2 separate regions of the Mus musculus genome follow, and region 1 is linked to region 2. Evidence: chromatin loops called from intact Hi-C (ENCODE). Cell type or tissue: heart. All regions are shown on one strand. Each heading gives the region's core, and the rest is flanking DNA. Links, peaks and the distances in the headings are about the cores only.

Region 1 (7,791 bases), core at 2,728-5,227, 77 kb after region 2:
GGGAGCAAGAGGGAGAGGCAAGAGAGGAGGGAGGGGGCAAGCAGCCCCTTTTATAGTGGGCCAGGCCTACCTGGCTATTGCCAGGTAACTGTGGGGTGGAGCTTAGACAGAATGATAACCACACCCCAGTAGTTAGTTTTGTTCCTTTGAGATAAGGTCAGGCTGAGCAGCCCCAGACTGGTAAGACATTCTTACTTGTTCCAAAGACCCTTCCGAAAAGAGTGACCTAGACACCTGCTAAATGTTAGAGTCATCAGCACCTGAGACTGGATAAGCAGTGTACTGGGAGGAAGGACAACAGCCTGCTTTCTATGTGCGGCCCTGTCCCAACAGCTCTATGAGTCTTGCAGATGCTCACTGGTTACAATGGTGACATCTCAATAAACCCACTGGGACTCTCCTATGTGCAAAAGACACTGGATACCACTACCCTACCCAGCACTGCAGCTCAGCTTTGCCTACCTCCAACACGCTTCGAACTCTCATAAGCTACAGCTGGGCACAATCACCAGACACAAGGCCTATTTTCTGTTTTATAATAAAGAGTTGAATGTCTCAAGTCATTTATTGAATACCCATACTTCAAAACTGCTGAGAAAATAGGAACTATGAAACAGCAATTGTTTACCTTCAAGATCTCATGGTGGGAATGGCCTGGCATTCTGCTCTCCTGGGAGAGATCAAAACTCAAAATCTGAAGTGTAAAGTTTCTGGTGGTGGTTTGCTTAAACACCATCAAGAAGCTGAAAAACTAAAATTGTTGTAAATTGGACACCATCTGTATTTACTATTATTATTATCATTATCATGTGTTATTATAGTTTTTGGGAGACATCATCTCTCTTTGTAGCTCAAGCTAACTAGAACTCACTATATAACCCAGTCTGTTGTCTGTTCTGTGTCTCTGTCTCTGTCTCTCTGTCTCTGTCTGTCTCTCTCTCTGTCTCTCTGTCTCTGTCTCTGTCTCTGTCTCTCTCTATCTCTCTGTCTCTGTCTCTCTCTATCTCTCTGTCTCTGTCTCTCTCTCTCTCTCTCTCTCTCTCTCTCTCACACACACACACACACACACACACACACACACACACACACACTTGGCTCTCCTGAAGAGAACAAGTTTGTTTAGAACACTTTAAGGAGAACAGCGACTCTGACAGCTGCCGGCATAATCTCACTGCCTGTGACGTCATGTGCTCGAAGCTGTCTCTGTTCTGTTCTTGTCCTGATTTTACAGGCTTACCTGGGGGCCTGCAGTCTGACGCCTCCCCCCATTTTTGACTGAAGGAAGCTTGCTGGCCTGGCACAGGCCTCTTCCTGGACCTGGAAGAGCTGCACCACTGAGGCTACACAGCCATATGTTCCCACATATGTCCCTGAAATCTTGCAAAGGTAAAACCGTTTCATCACAATCAATTAAGATCACTTTTGATTTCCACCGAGACAATTCTGCATGTAGATGGCACAGAGATGACTACAGATTTTCGAGGGCCCTGCCAAGGGGAAGTTGAGTTGAGGATACCTTGAATTTTGATAGAGCTGGAGATTAAATATAGATAAAGACTTAGGCATAGAGGATACAGAACTGTTGTTTCCTCTTTTCCTGTTTCCTCACTCTGTAGCCCAGGCTGTCCTTAGATTCTCTACTGTGCAGTCCCATGCTGGCCTCTAACTCACAATGCTAATCCTGCCTAACCCTCCTGAGTGCTGGGATTCCAGGCATGAGCCAACGAGCCTGGCTGAGTTAGATGTGTGGTATGGTTCACAGTAACTATCACATATAGTTACCACCAGTCCCTCCAGGTTGGTAACAGTGACCATTACACTGCCCACCATACTAACAGAACCAGCAAGATGGTACAAAGCTATTGATGCCAACTTAGGACCAATCAGAGTGTGCCCTATGGTACCAAGCACCACAGGAATATGGGCAGTGGGAGGCAGGACGTCTGAGGGTGGAGGCTATGGCTCACCTCTGCCATGAAGACGCCATAACAAATTCCATAACAATTTGCCTCCAAATAAGCTGCCTTTTTGTCCCAGAGGAGAGATGAGCACTGAGACATGGTCTCAATACGAAAACCAAGCTGGTTTCAAGTTTGGAACAATCTTGCTCCTGGCTCCTGAGTGCTACGATTCTGGACTTTCATCACCATGCCTGGTTAAGATTCTTTTTTTTTTGGGGGGGGGGGGGGAGCGGGGGTGGTGGACAGCATCACATACATCCCAGGCTGGCTTCCAACTTGCTTTCAGAGGATGACCTTGAAATCCTGGTCCTCTGCCTCTACCTCTCTGGCGCTGAGGTTATAAGTGTGCCCTTGCTCACACTCTTCTGAGTGCCAGAGTGCCGGCAGTGTTCTCTGAACTGTGGGTGTGGAGGAGGAGGGCCCTGGTGAAGGCAGGGGCCCCGCCTCAGGAAAACTCCAGAGGCAGAGCTTCCTCTGAACTGCAAGGAAGAGGACAGCTGCCGCTCTAACCTGCTCAATTTGTGAATGCTGCCTACCTCTGAGTAATTACCAACTGAGCTGTAGCCTCGGCCCCAGAGCTAGCATGTTAAAAATTTTTAATATTTATTTTTCAGGTGGATTGGGGCACATATGGAGGTTAGAAGACAACTTTTCTCCATTCATCATGTAGGTTCTGGGAATTGAGTTCATATCTTGGCATTCTAGACTCGGTGCCAAATGCCTTTACCCACTGAGTCATCTCTCTGGTCCCATGTGGTGGTTTGAGTAAAAATGGCCCCCATAGACTCTTAAGGCCTTATTGGAGTGGGTGTGGCCTTATTGGAGGAAGTGTGTCACTGCGGGGTGGGCTTTGAGGTTTCAGAAGCTCAATTCGAGCCTGGTGGCTCACTGTCTCCCTGTTGCCTGCAGATCCAGATGTAGAATGCTCAACTACTTCTCTAGCACTATGTCTGCCTGCATGCCACCATGCCTCCCACCACGACAGTAATGGACTAAGCCTCTGAAGTATAAGCCAACCCCAATTAACTGTTTTCCTTTATAAGAGTTGCTGTGGTCATGGTTTCTCTTCACCAGCATAAAACCCTAGGATACCGCAGATCCATCACACTTAAGACTAACCTTTAAGAATCTACTCTGCCCTCTCCTTTGCAGTCATGGAGGTAAAGTTCAGATGAAGCACTGTTGCCAGAGTCTACCTGAGGCGAGTCCACAGCCCTCACCAGGCACCTCCCCCTCCACACCCACAGTTCAGAGAACACTGCCGGCACTTAGAAGATGTGAGCAAGGTGCAAAGACGTGACAAACACCAGCACCACGTTTTTAATTTAAAAGAACTGGGTCAGTCACAGATCTGAACAGCAGTGAAATACAGCTGCTTTCAGGTTTTTTTTTTCTTCCTGACAACAAGGTCTAATTATAAGCCGCGAGGACAACTAAATCTGAACCGTGCATGTGATCACAACATTTCGTGTCATCTTTGGAAGGTGGCTTTTTACATCGACCATACAGTTCCTAGTCAGAATGGAGGCTTAGACTCCAATTTGACTTAGAAACAGAGTCCCATATCCTTAGTATTTCCAGTAGGAGCTGCGCCTAACAAGGAAGTCACGTGGTACTCGAGACCATGCCAACCCAACCGCAAAGCCTGACTGTGTGTGCCTGGTCTCAGGTCGGCAAGAGCTGAGTTCTTTTCCTTCAGAGCACCATGACTCCTGGAGGAGGCCGTGTCTCTTTATCTTCTGCTTCGAGGCTCACAAGAGGCATGCTACATGAAGAACGAAATAGGCGGCATTGGCCTAAATAAACCCCAGGAGCCAAAGAGCTCATTCCAAGTCAGATGCCCAGGAGCCTCAGAACGTTGTGGGCAGTGGACCATCTATCTATTGCAGACAGCCACGCAAAGGAGGCTGGTCATTGTGGTGGTTCTCCTTTCTAGTTCCTGCTCCCTCCAGCCTGCCTGCTTCCTCTCTCCCCACTTCCCACTTCTCCCCCGTTTCTGCCGTTGGTGGTGAGTTCCGGCTCCACTCTCTTCTCCTCCTACCCAGCCTATGGTTATTTATCTGGTTTCTGTGAGAAGGGAAGCCTGTGACTTTACAGACCAAACTTTGTCTCTGGCAGGATCCCAGCCTTTGTAGATGGGTGACTCACATCTGTCTGTGTAGGCAGGAGTAGGGATTCGGGCTTCCGCTGAGGATGAAATTAACAAGCTTGAGGCTTGCTGTGGTACCACAGGGCATGGAGAGGACGGAATGATTGCATGCCCCCTCCGAGAGTCCCCTCATTACAATCTTAGAAAATGAGAATTACCCACCACTTTTCTGGCCAGGAAATTGAAACTCAGGACCATTGTGTAATTTCACCAAAGTCAAATAGCCAGTGTGTGGTAGAGCCATGATGTGACCCCATTTGGAGCCGATCGCAGCCGCTGCTCCTTGTCCCCTCTTCCAATCAGATCTCAGACCCTGCTCCTTTCCCTGAGCGTCCTCCTCCAGTCAGAACCTGCTTCTCTTAAAACTGTGTCTTTGAGCTTCGGGACAAAAATAATTTCATGACTAAGTATAAGAAAGTTGTCCCTGAGACAAGGCTGTGTGCTGGCGCCCCTCGTGCCCTGAGGACGTTAATCAAATGCTAACCGAGAAGTTGGATGACATAATGGTGTCAGTGGCTAAAGATGGTTTTAAAAGTTTCCTCCTGGGCTCACATCAGAACAAGGAGACAGAGTCATACGCTTGCCTGTGCCTTCTCAGGGCGCAGACTCACACTCATCTGTGTCCAAAGCCCCTAATTTAGGCCCAGCCAAGCACATGGCAATTATGTCACTCATCAGCAACTCCTTATGGCCTAGGTAGCATTTGGTGGGGGCAGGATCACACTTCATAGAGCAGACTGGCCTCAGACTCACAGAAATCCACCTTTCCTCTGCCTCCCACGTGCTGGGATTAAAGGTGAACACCACCATACTCAAAATGAGCATTGGGTTTTACATTTAATTTTTTTTTTACTATACTGGATTATACAGGGCCATTTTCATGTACATATATAATGAACTTTGAGCCTATTTGTCTCTATATCTCACTACCCTCCCCTTCCCCACCCTCCCTTTCCTCACTCCCTCCTTGCCCTCCCCTTCCTCATCCTCCTCTTCCTCACCCCTTCCCCACCCCCCTTGCTTACCCTCCCCTTTCTTACCCCCTCTTCCCCATCATCTCCCTCCCCATCTTCCCCTTGCTCGCCCTCCTCTCTCCCCTCCTCCCTCCCTCCCTGCTTCGTTTCTCCATGGATAGTTTTGCTTCAGTGCTTTCAAGTCGTTGTATATGTATGGTTTTATGAATGTATAAAATCTAGGATCCACAAATGAGAGAAGACATACAACATCTGTCTTTATTTTTTTTTATTTTATTATTATTATTATTATTTTTTTTTTTTTTTTTTTTTTTTTTTGGTTTTTCAGACAGGGCTTCTCTGTGTAGCCCGGGCTGTCCTGGAACTCACTCTGTAGATCAGGCTGGCCTCGAACTCAGAAATCCACCTACCTCTGCCTCCCAAGTGCTGGGATTAAAGGCGTGGCCACCACTGCCTGGCTAACATCTGTCCTTCTGACTGGCTTAATTTACTTAGTTTGATTATCTCCAGTTGCCTCCATTTTAACAAGTGACATAACTATTCCTCATCACTGAAAACAGTTCCATTGTCCACAGACATTTTCTTTACCCATTCCTCTGTTGCTGGGCATCCAGGCTGTCTCCATACCTTACCTACTGTGAGCAGCTGCGTGTGCATCTATCTCCGTGGTGTGCTGACTCTGGCCATGGATAAATATCCAGATAATGCTGGGTCACATGGGAAGTCTATGTTCAGTATTTGGAGTAACCTTCCTAGCTACTGGACAAATTTACACTCTCACAATGGATGAGATTCTCCTTTTACCAAACAATGCTGGCCAGTATCTGTGTGTGTGTGTGTGTGTGTGTGTGTGTGTGTGTGTGCTCTCGTGCACGTGCTGTTTGCTCTTGGAGGTTGCCATTCTGACCCCGGTGAGGCGGGATCTCAGTGTAATTTTTATTTTCGTTTCTCTCACTGACTCGTGTAACTTTACAAATGTCACCTCACTCATGATAATTCTGCAAGGTGGACAGACAGACAAAGTCACATATCACTGATATGACTCTGTGTGATTCTGGCTGTTGGTTCAGAGATTACAGCCTACCTGGATTCTAGGGAAAGCATTTGAAGGAGCAAAAGGTGGTAAGAGTTCTCATTTATCCATTCAGTGACGTCAATCCTAGCAACAGGTAGCGGGCAGAGGACAGGCTCCCTTACTCAAGGTCATACTCAAGTCTCTCTGAAGTCTATAATCCCTGCCTTCTGCACCCTGTAAAGAGCCACTGCTACATGCCCTACTGCCAGGGAGAAAGCTGTCTCCACCACTAAAATCTCTTGGAAATTGTGAGCCCCATAATATAGGTGTGATGACTATATAAATCCTTCAATTATTTTTAATTGAATTTCATAGCATGTGCCTGGAAAACATTGGTTTGTTAATGCACATCATTGGCTTCTGGTGAGCCATGACTCAATGAGGCCTGAGCTTCCTAATGCCTCATTTTGCTCATTTGCAAAATGGCATTGTTGTAAGGATACATGGGTTACACAGGAGGTTCAGAGAGCTTCCACAGCATGCTCAGGGATGTTTTCCAGAAGGCATTGGGACCGACTGCCAGTTAGCCCACAATTTGGTTATTCCAGGGAACTCTAAGAACTCCTGTTACATCCATCAGGGGTCTCTAAAGGAGCAGAACTTGTAGAATGAATATATGTATATAATTTTATATATTCATAATACATTATTTATGTTATGTATAAATTTATGTTAAATATATATGGTTTATTAGAATGGCTTACAGGCTGTGATCAGACTAGCCCAAAAATGGCTGTCTACTAATGGAAGGTCCAAGAATCTAGTAATAGTCTCAGTTGGTCTTCAATATTTGCTAGAGTCTCAAAGAAGTAGGCTCTAATGCCAGTGAAGGAATGGACTTGCCATTTCGAGGGAGAACGAGCAGGCAAAGGTAGTAAGCTTCCTTCTTCCATGTCCTTTATATAGGCTGCCAGAAGAAGGTATGGTCTTTCCACCTCAAAAGATCCATATTAAAAATGGGTCTTCCCTCTTCAAATGAATTAATTAAGAAACAAAAACAAAAACCCTCACAGGCGTATCCAGCCACTTGGATTTTAGTTAATTCCAGATGTTGTCGAGTTGACAACCAAGGACAGCCAACACACCAATATTATGGGGATTCACGGTTTCTCGGAGATTTAGTGGTGGAAACAGCTCTCTCATGCCGCTCACGCCGTGGCAGTCAGGTGTGTAGCCACCATGGCTGAGTCCCGGGTGCAGGGAGCAGGGATGTAGACTGCAAAGAGACTTGAGTACGACCTTCAAAGGCCGATTCGCAGTGACCTACTCCAGCCAGCCAGGCCCACGTCCTCAATTTCCTTAAAGCTCCACAACCTTCAAAACAGTGCCACAAGCTGGGGCAGAGGCATACCTGTGGGGGCAGCTGTAGAATGTAAGACCCAAAAGCCAGAACACCTGGCTTTAAAACCCAAATCCACGTCTGAACTGGGTAACCATGGATACAAATCTTTAACTTCTCCATGCTTTGTTTTCATCCCTAAAGTGGAAACAATTCATCTCCCAAGGTACCTGTAAGAATTATGGTAGTTATATGCAAGACGGTTGGACTAGCAGCTGGGGCACACATCCAACACTGCAACATTACTGTATGGTCCCCGACTCTTCAGCTCTGACCTGCAAGACAAGACTGCC
Region 2 (7,791 bases), core at 2,430-4,929:
TTGCAGAGAATTGAAACCAAGTCCTCTGGAAAAGCAGCCAATGCCACCTCTCCAGCATCATATTTTTTATTTTTTATAAAATTACTTATTTATCTTCATAATCAACTTTTCAATGTTAATATAAGTATCTTTCATTTTAGTATATGAAACTTGGATAAGCAAGCAGGTAACCAGCAACCATTACATGAAGATTTGACCTTAATTACTTTCTCTTCTATTTATCTACTTATCATAGGCACTCAAAATGAAATCTTTTATACTGGCCCCCTACCGTCTCTCTGCCATGAATAAAGCACTATGGTACCAGCTGACCTCCATTTTGAGCATGAAGCTGGACTACCAATCCTAAAAGCTTTTTCTATATATTCCCTCTTTTTCTTTTATTCCTCAAGAATTGAGAAATAATTTAGATTTCTCAGTTGCATCTTTGGGCTTCTGGGCTACAGCATCTAAGCATCTTCTTAGGTGTTTTAGGAATGCATCCAGAATAACAAGAATATGAGTGGATCACTGCACAAAGTGTGTTCATGCATCCATTGCCTCACTGGTTCCTACCAGCCCTACAGGGTGTTACATTCTTATCTTACAGAAGTCTGTGAAGTAAACACCTAGCCTATCTGGTCTCTGGACTCTCTCTATCTTGTGCCCGAAATTGAATATAAGAGAGCAGGGAAGAGAAAGGGATCAAATAACTCAGAGAGGGTGCTCAGCAGTGAGTCACCTAAATGGCCTGCAGCCAGAAAAAAACAGGGACAAAGTCTGCTTCCTTCTGAGAATTTGTTTGGCCAGGGCGTAATAACCTACCACATGTAAATTTGTTTTCTATTTCATTAATATCTACATTTTATTCCCAAAGACAGAAAAAAAAAAACAAGAAAATTCTTTATATACAACATGCACCTAATGTCACAAGATAACATAGTCTAAGTAAATGTGTATCACAATTAAAGAAGACTTGAGTTTACAGTGCAGCCCTGGCACTGATTTGTTGAACCTTAGTCTTCCTCCACTACATTATCATAGCTCCCTGTGCTCCCCTCTACACTACACATGAGGGTCCACCCCTAGACCTGCATCTGAACACAGCAAATGAATCTAAATACCTCCTTTAAAAACCAACAGTACTCAGCAACCAGCACCATAACTAATATACTACAGGTGACTGAGAGAATGTTTATTTTTAAAATTACATCTATTTATACATGTGTGCGTTGGGATAGTGGTGAGACCATACCATAGCTCACATATCCAGACATCTCGTAGGAATTAGTCTCTCCTACCATATAAAACATGGGAATAGAACTCAGATCTCATCATGCTTGGTGGCAAATGTTCTCACCAACCAGAGAGAACAGTTAATGATGGATACCAAATTGATATCTTGTATGTGTGTGTGTATATATGCATACACACATGCACACACATTGCATATATTAGTTAGTGAGTGTCAATGAAACAATAACCCTGTCAGTCTCATCTCTGTTTCCCCTCTGACTCTCTCACTTTAGGACACTACGGGGCGGGAGAGGGCGGGGGGGTGGGGGGGGGGGAGAAAGATGCAGAGCAAAAATAATCCTCTTCAGAGAGCCTACCATCAGGAGGGAAAACAATGAACCTATATGGCTACACATCTTTTACATAGCCTATAAATCGTTCCCTCTACAGCTACCCTTACCCCCTAATAACCCCCATCTTGATGCCAACGCCACCCTCTTCTTCCTAAAGAACACTCTTGCCCCAAGACTCCCCCTTCTTCTCTTCATCCCACTGTGCCCCTGGAAACTGGCTATCTCCCAGCCCTCATCTCAGTGAGGGGCTCTCAGGAAGGTCTCCTAGCTAGCTGTATTTGTACTTGTTCTCCAGCTCGAGCCTTCAAGCTCCTGACTTCCTACCATGATTTTTTCCTTCTGCCCACATTCTGCCTTGGTTCTCAAGGAAAAGGATGGGGAATAAACCCAGGAAAAATAACTACTTATTAGGAAGCCTCAAAACACAGCTTGAGGGCAGTAAGGAGACAGCCTGACACATAAGGAAAACAGAGCTTAGGTCCAAAACAAGGAAGCTAGAATGTTTGGACCTTACAAACATCACAGCAAAGGTCCCTCCAAGTCAGCAACTTACTACCAATGAGAAAGCACAATAAAAGATTCTAAAAGGAAAAGAGAAGAGAGCCTAACCAAGAAGAAGAGGACCCAGGGAAGAAATGAAAAAGGAAAACAGAAAAAAGAAACCATGGTTATGGAAGGAAAAGAGACAAGAAGTGGAAAGCGTGAAGACAAGGAAAGGAAGAAAGGAAACTGGTGAGATCAGAAAACAGGTGAGGGGCAGGCAAGGAAAGCCGACCAGCAGGAAGAGGAGGAAGAAAGGAAGAGCAGGAAGGCTTCCCAGAGGGAATGCATAGCTCCTCTGTAACCAAGATGAGAAAGGTCCAAAATAATCAGCATAGGTTAGTATTTGTATTTCTTGGTGCCAGATAATAAAGGAAGGAATTACAGTGATTAAGATATTACATAGTGTCAAGGTCTGTTATTTACTTAGCAGATCAATAACAGTGCACCAGAGAAGACAGCCTAGTTTATAGCAGTGATCTAAGTATCAAAGAATTGGCCAGTTCAGGAAAAAAAATTAGCATGCGTTCACCTGTTTCTTCTCAACCCCACACCCCACACTCAACATATCTACTCTTAGCCCCAACAGAAGCATTAGCACTTTATGAAGTCACTGGTTCTAAACAGACCGGCAAGATGCATATGGAAGGCTGGCTCCTCTGTCTCTACCTAGCTCACCTTTCCAAGGTAAATTTTACAGCCTAGGAAAGGCACAGTTACAGAATGCTAAGCCCTTCTCTTCAAATAAGGAAATTAAGGCTCATAGAGACTGCCTGACCAGGAACAGCTGCAGGGGTCTCCTATCTTCACTACATCTCCAACCAGAGAACAGTATTCCGGGTCCCAGGAAAACCGCAGCTAAACCAAGGCACAGAAAAGCATCACCCTGGCCACCATGCAGAAGCATGCTTACAAAGGAGTGGGGCCCCTGAGGCATGCAGTTCCCCAAAAAATCCAGCTTCCCCTTCATAACCTTCCCTAGCCAGATGCCTTATTCCAGCACAGGCCTAGCCCTGAGGGGCTTATCTCAATGTTACACCACCAGGCCCTTTCCTTATTAAGAATCCCTTAATATAAGTGAAATGTAATGTTCTCCCCATTCCCTTCCCCGGAAGGCAGAAAGACACCCGCTCCTTCTACCCCAGCTCTCAGTCTAGCTATGCCAGGCCCAGGGAAAGCCAGCATTACCTGGCGGTGGGTCCGGGGCCCAGCATCTCTGATGATCTTGTGTATCTGTCGCAGAGCCGCACCTCTCCCTGCTCAGCAGTTGGGACAAAGCCCGGGCTGAACCAGCCTGACAGGCTGGATTCGGCTAAGCGCCGCAGCGCAGCCACCCAGCTCCCAAGGCGCAGCACACTCAGGCCCACGTAGGGCGGCAGCAAAGACACAGAGGCTTAGTGAAGGGGCGGGGAGGGAGGGAGGAACAGAGAAAGGAAGGAAAGGAGGCGGGGAGAGCGCTGCCCCCGCCCCTTTTTTTCTGAAGAGGCGCTGAGGGGCGGGAAACAAATACATAACCAATGTTCTGATTGTCTCTGCTGTTCTCCCAACCCAGGCTCCAACAAGAGGTACCAGACAGGCTTTTTAGAGCAGTAGTTCTCAACCTTCCTAACACTGCGATTCTTTAATATAGTTCCTCACATTGTGGTGACCCCCAATCATAAAATTAATTTTGTTGCTATTTCATAATTTTGTAATTCTGTAATTTTGCTACTGCTATGAATTGTAATGTAAATATCTGACATTTCCAATGGTCTTAGGTGACCCCTGTGAAAGGGTAGTTCAACAACCCCTCAAGGGATCTGGACCTATAAGCTGAGAACAGCTGTTCTAGAGCCTGTGGGAGTCCTCTTGAACCCCGGAATCAAGACCTACTCAAATTAGATTCAAGATTCATTCAGACTAGAATGGAGAGGGGGAAATTATTCTTTTCTGCTGACTCTCTAAAATGTGTCCCATGAAAGATAATAAGGTGGTCCCTATACCAACCACCTCCTTTGAACAGAGAAAGTTCAGCAACAGCTACTATTTGTTAAGGGCTATTTACTATGTGTCCCCACACTTTACAAACCTATGTCTATTTCACAGAGTTATGAAGTAGGCCCTACACCACTCTCAGAATTTCTTTAGCACTTGTCAGATACCAGTCACTACAATAGAACTTGGAGCTGGATGACACATTAAAGAAACAACTCTGGTCTTCCCCATCCCAATAAACGGTGCTTCCTTAAGACTGAAATGTTAAAAAATGTACCTTCACATATTTCCTGTACACCCAGAAGTCAGTATCTCCCATCATCACTCACTACACTCACCCAACTCATCCCTTGCCCTTGAGGCGCATGACTGGAATCAAGTTATGCAGTTATCTCTTCCAGGCCATAACTAATGAGTTTAGAGGGTTTTAATTATTTGTTATGGGGTGAGGGTAGGTGGCACATATATACCATGGTATGCATGTAGAGATCAGAGGATAACTCATGAGAATCAATTTTCTACTTCTACCACATGTGTCCTAAGGTTCAAACTTGGGTTGTCTGGCTTAGTGCCAGAAATCTTTATGCACTGAGCCATCTCACAGGCTCAGAAGTTTAGATTCTGCTCTAAGGGTTCTGGGAAAAAACAGGATAACAACAATTGATGTTTTAAAAGATCCTTGATCAATGGAAAGAAGTATGGGCAAGTACACAGTTAAAGAGTTTTTTAGAGCTTCAGGCATCGGAAAGCAGAAACTGTACTAACTTAAACAAACGTCTAAGATGACAGTAAGTAACACATGCTGAAGATGCTGCTGGAAAGCAGCCCAGCAGAGCAGGTGTAAGACAGGAAGCAATGGATGAGAAAGCACAGTGACTGCTCCAGGGTTATACAACCAGCAAATGACGTAACCATGTATGTACTGCCGACTGAATCTTAAGCCTATGTTTCTTTTTAGTCCTCCTATTTATTTCTGTTTTGTTTACAACAGATAACTAACTGTTGGTCACCAAAGAGTCGGTGACCACCATGAAGCCTGACTTATACAACATGCAGCCATCTTTCCTGACAAATGTCTGCACTACCACTCATTGGCCCAAATTAGTCTAATGCAGAGGAAGAACTCTATATAAAAAGAACTCAGCTCTTTTATTATTTACCCTTCCTAAGCCCTGAATACTTACAGTATTTGGAAAAGGAGACATGAATTTCTACATTTGAGAACAAAACAAAACAAAAAAACTGGGCCCAGCAAGGTGGGACAGTAGGTAAAAGAACTGCCAAGCTGCCAAGACTGCTGACCTTAGTTCCATCTTTGTGACACAGGGTAGGGAGAACCAACTCCTCCTTCCTACATGTTTTTCTCTGTTTTCACATGCACACCGTGACACATGATTCATTCCCATTCTCCATCTTCCACCCCCTCACTCACACACACACACACACACACACACACACACACACACACGAGAGAGAGAGAGAGAGAGAGAGAGAGAGAGAGAGAGAGAGAGAGAGAGTGTCAGACAGACAGACAGGCAGGTAGGTAGGCAGACAGAATGCTCGAGAGATGGTTCAGCACTATAGCACTTGTTGCCTGGCTGGGTTCAGTCCCAAGCACGTACATGGTGGCTCAAAATCATTTGTAACTCCAGTTCCAGGAAATCTAACCTCCCTCTTATGATCTCTTTGTTGTTGTTGTTGTTGTTGCTACGTTTGTTTTTTTGTTGTTGTTGTTTAATTTGGTTTAGTTTTGTGAAACAGTGTGTCAACCCAGGCTTGTCTAGAATTTACTTATGGACCCTAGGAGAACCCGGAACTCCTGATAATTCTATCTCAGCTTCCTGAGTACTGGAATTATAGTTCCATACCATTACTCAGTTCTAAATTGGTTTTAAAATGGTCATACTTCATACTCTGTTCTTCATTCTGATTTATATAGTATTAGTGACAGAAAAGAAGGAAAGAACCTAGACATAGACTTTATAAGCTACACACACACTCAAAATGGACCATAGATCTAAATTTCAAGACTATAAAATGTCTGTAAGACAATGCAGGAGAAATCTGGATGACCTTGATTTTGCAATAGCCTTTTAGATGCCATTATCAAAGACAATTCATTTAAGAAAACCTAGACAAGTTGAATTTGATTAAAACATAAAACTGTTCTTCAAAAGACAATGTTAAGAAATGAAAAGAGAAGACACCGATGACGAAAAAGCATTTGCAAAGTACATGTACAGATTGTGCTTTATGCACATAAAGAACATAAAGGATTTGTATTCAAAATACACAAAGAAGTCTTAAAATTCAGCAATAAGAAAACAAACCTAGCAGGGTGGTGGTGGTGCACGCCTTTAATTCCAGCACTTGGGAGGCAGAGGCAGGCAGGTTTCTGAGTTCGAGGCCAGCCTGGTCTACAGAGTGAGTTCCAGGACAGCCAGGGCTACACAGAGAAACCCTGTCTCAAAAAAAAAAGGGGGGGGGGTGGGGGGAATAAAAAAGAAAACAAATCTAATCAAAACAAAGACAGATAGATGGATGGATGGATGGAAGGAAGGAAGGAAGGAAGGAAGGAAGGAAGGAAGGAAGGGAAAGCAGCTGGGGAGTGTAGCTCAGTGGAACACCTGACTAAAATGCACAAGGTCCTAGGTTCAATCCCAGGCTCGGGGTTGGGGGTGGAGAGTGGAGATCCACCAACTAATGAGCTGACATTACACTGGCAATATTCTAGGACCAGTGAAATGGCTAGGTGGGTTAAAAACATTGGCTGCAGAAAAGCCTGACAACCTAAGTTCAATTCCCAGAATCCACAAAAAGGTGGGAAAAGAGAACTGACTCCACAAAACTGTCCTGACTCTCATGCCATGACACATTTACACTACAAAAATATACAGGCAGGCAGGCAGGCAGGCAGGCAGGCAGGCAGGCAGGCAGGCGGTAAAAGGGAAAGGGAGGTAGAGGGCTTATCACAGTTTGGATCTAGAATTTATCCAAAGGCCCATGTGTTAAACGCCTGGTCCCCAGCTTGGTGCCGTTGGAAAATGGTAGGACCTTTAACAGTTAGGGCATTGTAGGAGATTTTGATAGCATGAGAGATGTGCTCTTGAAGGAGATGATTGGGATCCAGCCCATTCTTCTTCCTCAATTATGCTTCCTAGTCATGAGGGGAATGTCTATGATCCACAATGCACTCCCTGACATAATGTGCTGCCTCACCACAGGCCCAAAAGAAACAAAACCTCAAAACTATAAACCAAGATAAACTTTTCTCTTTAGAAACTATCTCAGATATGTGAGAGTAGAGGAAAGCTGACCTCCCAATATTTGTCTATGAAATTCTACCTTAATGAAAAGGTAGAATTTCATAGACAAAGGTACTGACATTACATATAAAGCCCAAAAAGAAGAGCATGACACTGTTTAGGAAATAGTCCAATGTTTCATGGAAATAATAAATAATCTCACATCCAGTCACCATTCAAGAATATGTTCTACACACCAGATACAGTGCTATATATACAAAGATCACAAGACCTGGCTCTTACTCTCTGTCAGCTAATAATTGTTAAGACTGGAGACAAAACTGTCATCAGGTCCAAAGTCTCTTCCTCTTTCAGTTATCTCCCTCCACAATAAATGGCATTCCTACTCTCTCAGTTAGTGTGTTAGTTACTGCTCTCATTGCTGCCACCAAATACCTGACAAG

Evidence for each region. A loop is a pair of places that touch in the nucleus more often than their neighbours do. Peaks named below come from ENCODE experiments on the same cell type or tissue, not always from the same donor. Only the 100,000 strongest peaks of a DNase experiment are listed, where the experiment ranks them.
Region 1: it touches region 2 in a loop (2.1-fold over the local background); 13 of 42 quality-filtered maps call a loop at or near these places.

Annotation. Positions count from the first base shown.
Region 1 is chr7:97,761,547-97,769,337 of GRCm38, reverse strand. Gm39050 (a long non-coding RNA gene) reads left to right here. Exons shown (of 3, transcript XR_869802.2): 2 at 1,232-1,386. Among named protein-coding and RNA genes, the nearest start is that of Aqp11, 27 kb to the right of the region's middle. In heart, for the core only: no CTCF peak of the experiment used is centred there; a DNase peak (open chromatin) is centred at 3,967.
Region 2 is chr7:97,838,647-97,846,437 of GRCm38, reverse strand. It overlaps Pak1 (p21 (RAC1) activated kinase 1), which reads right to left and starts at 3,499. Exons shown (of 15, transcript NM_011035.2): 1 at 3,297-3,499. In heart, for the core only: no CTCF peak of the experiment used is centred there; a DNase peak (open chromatin) is centred at 3,417; H3K4me3 peaks cover 978 bases; H3K27ac peaks cover 716 bases.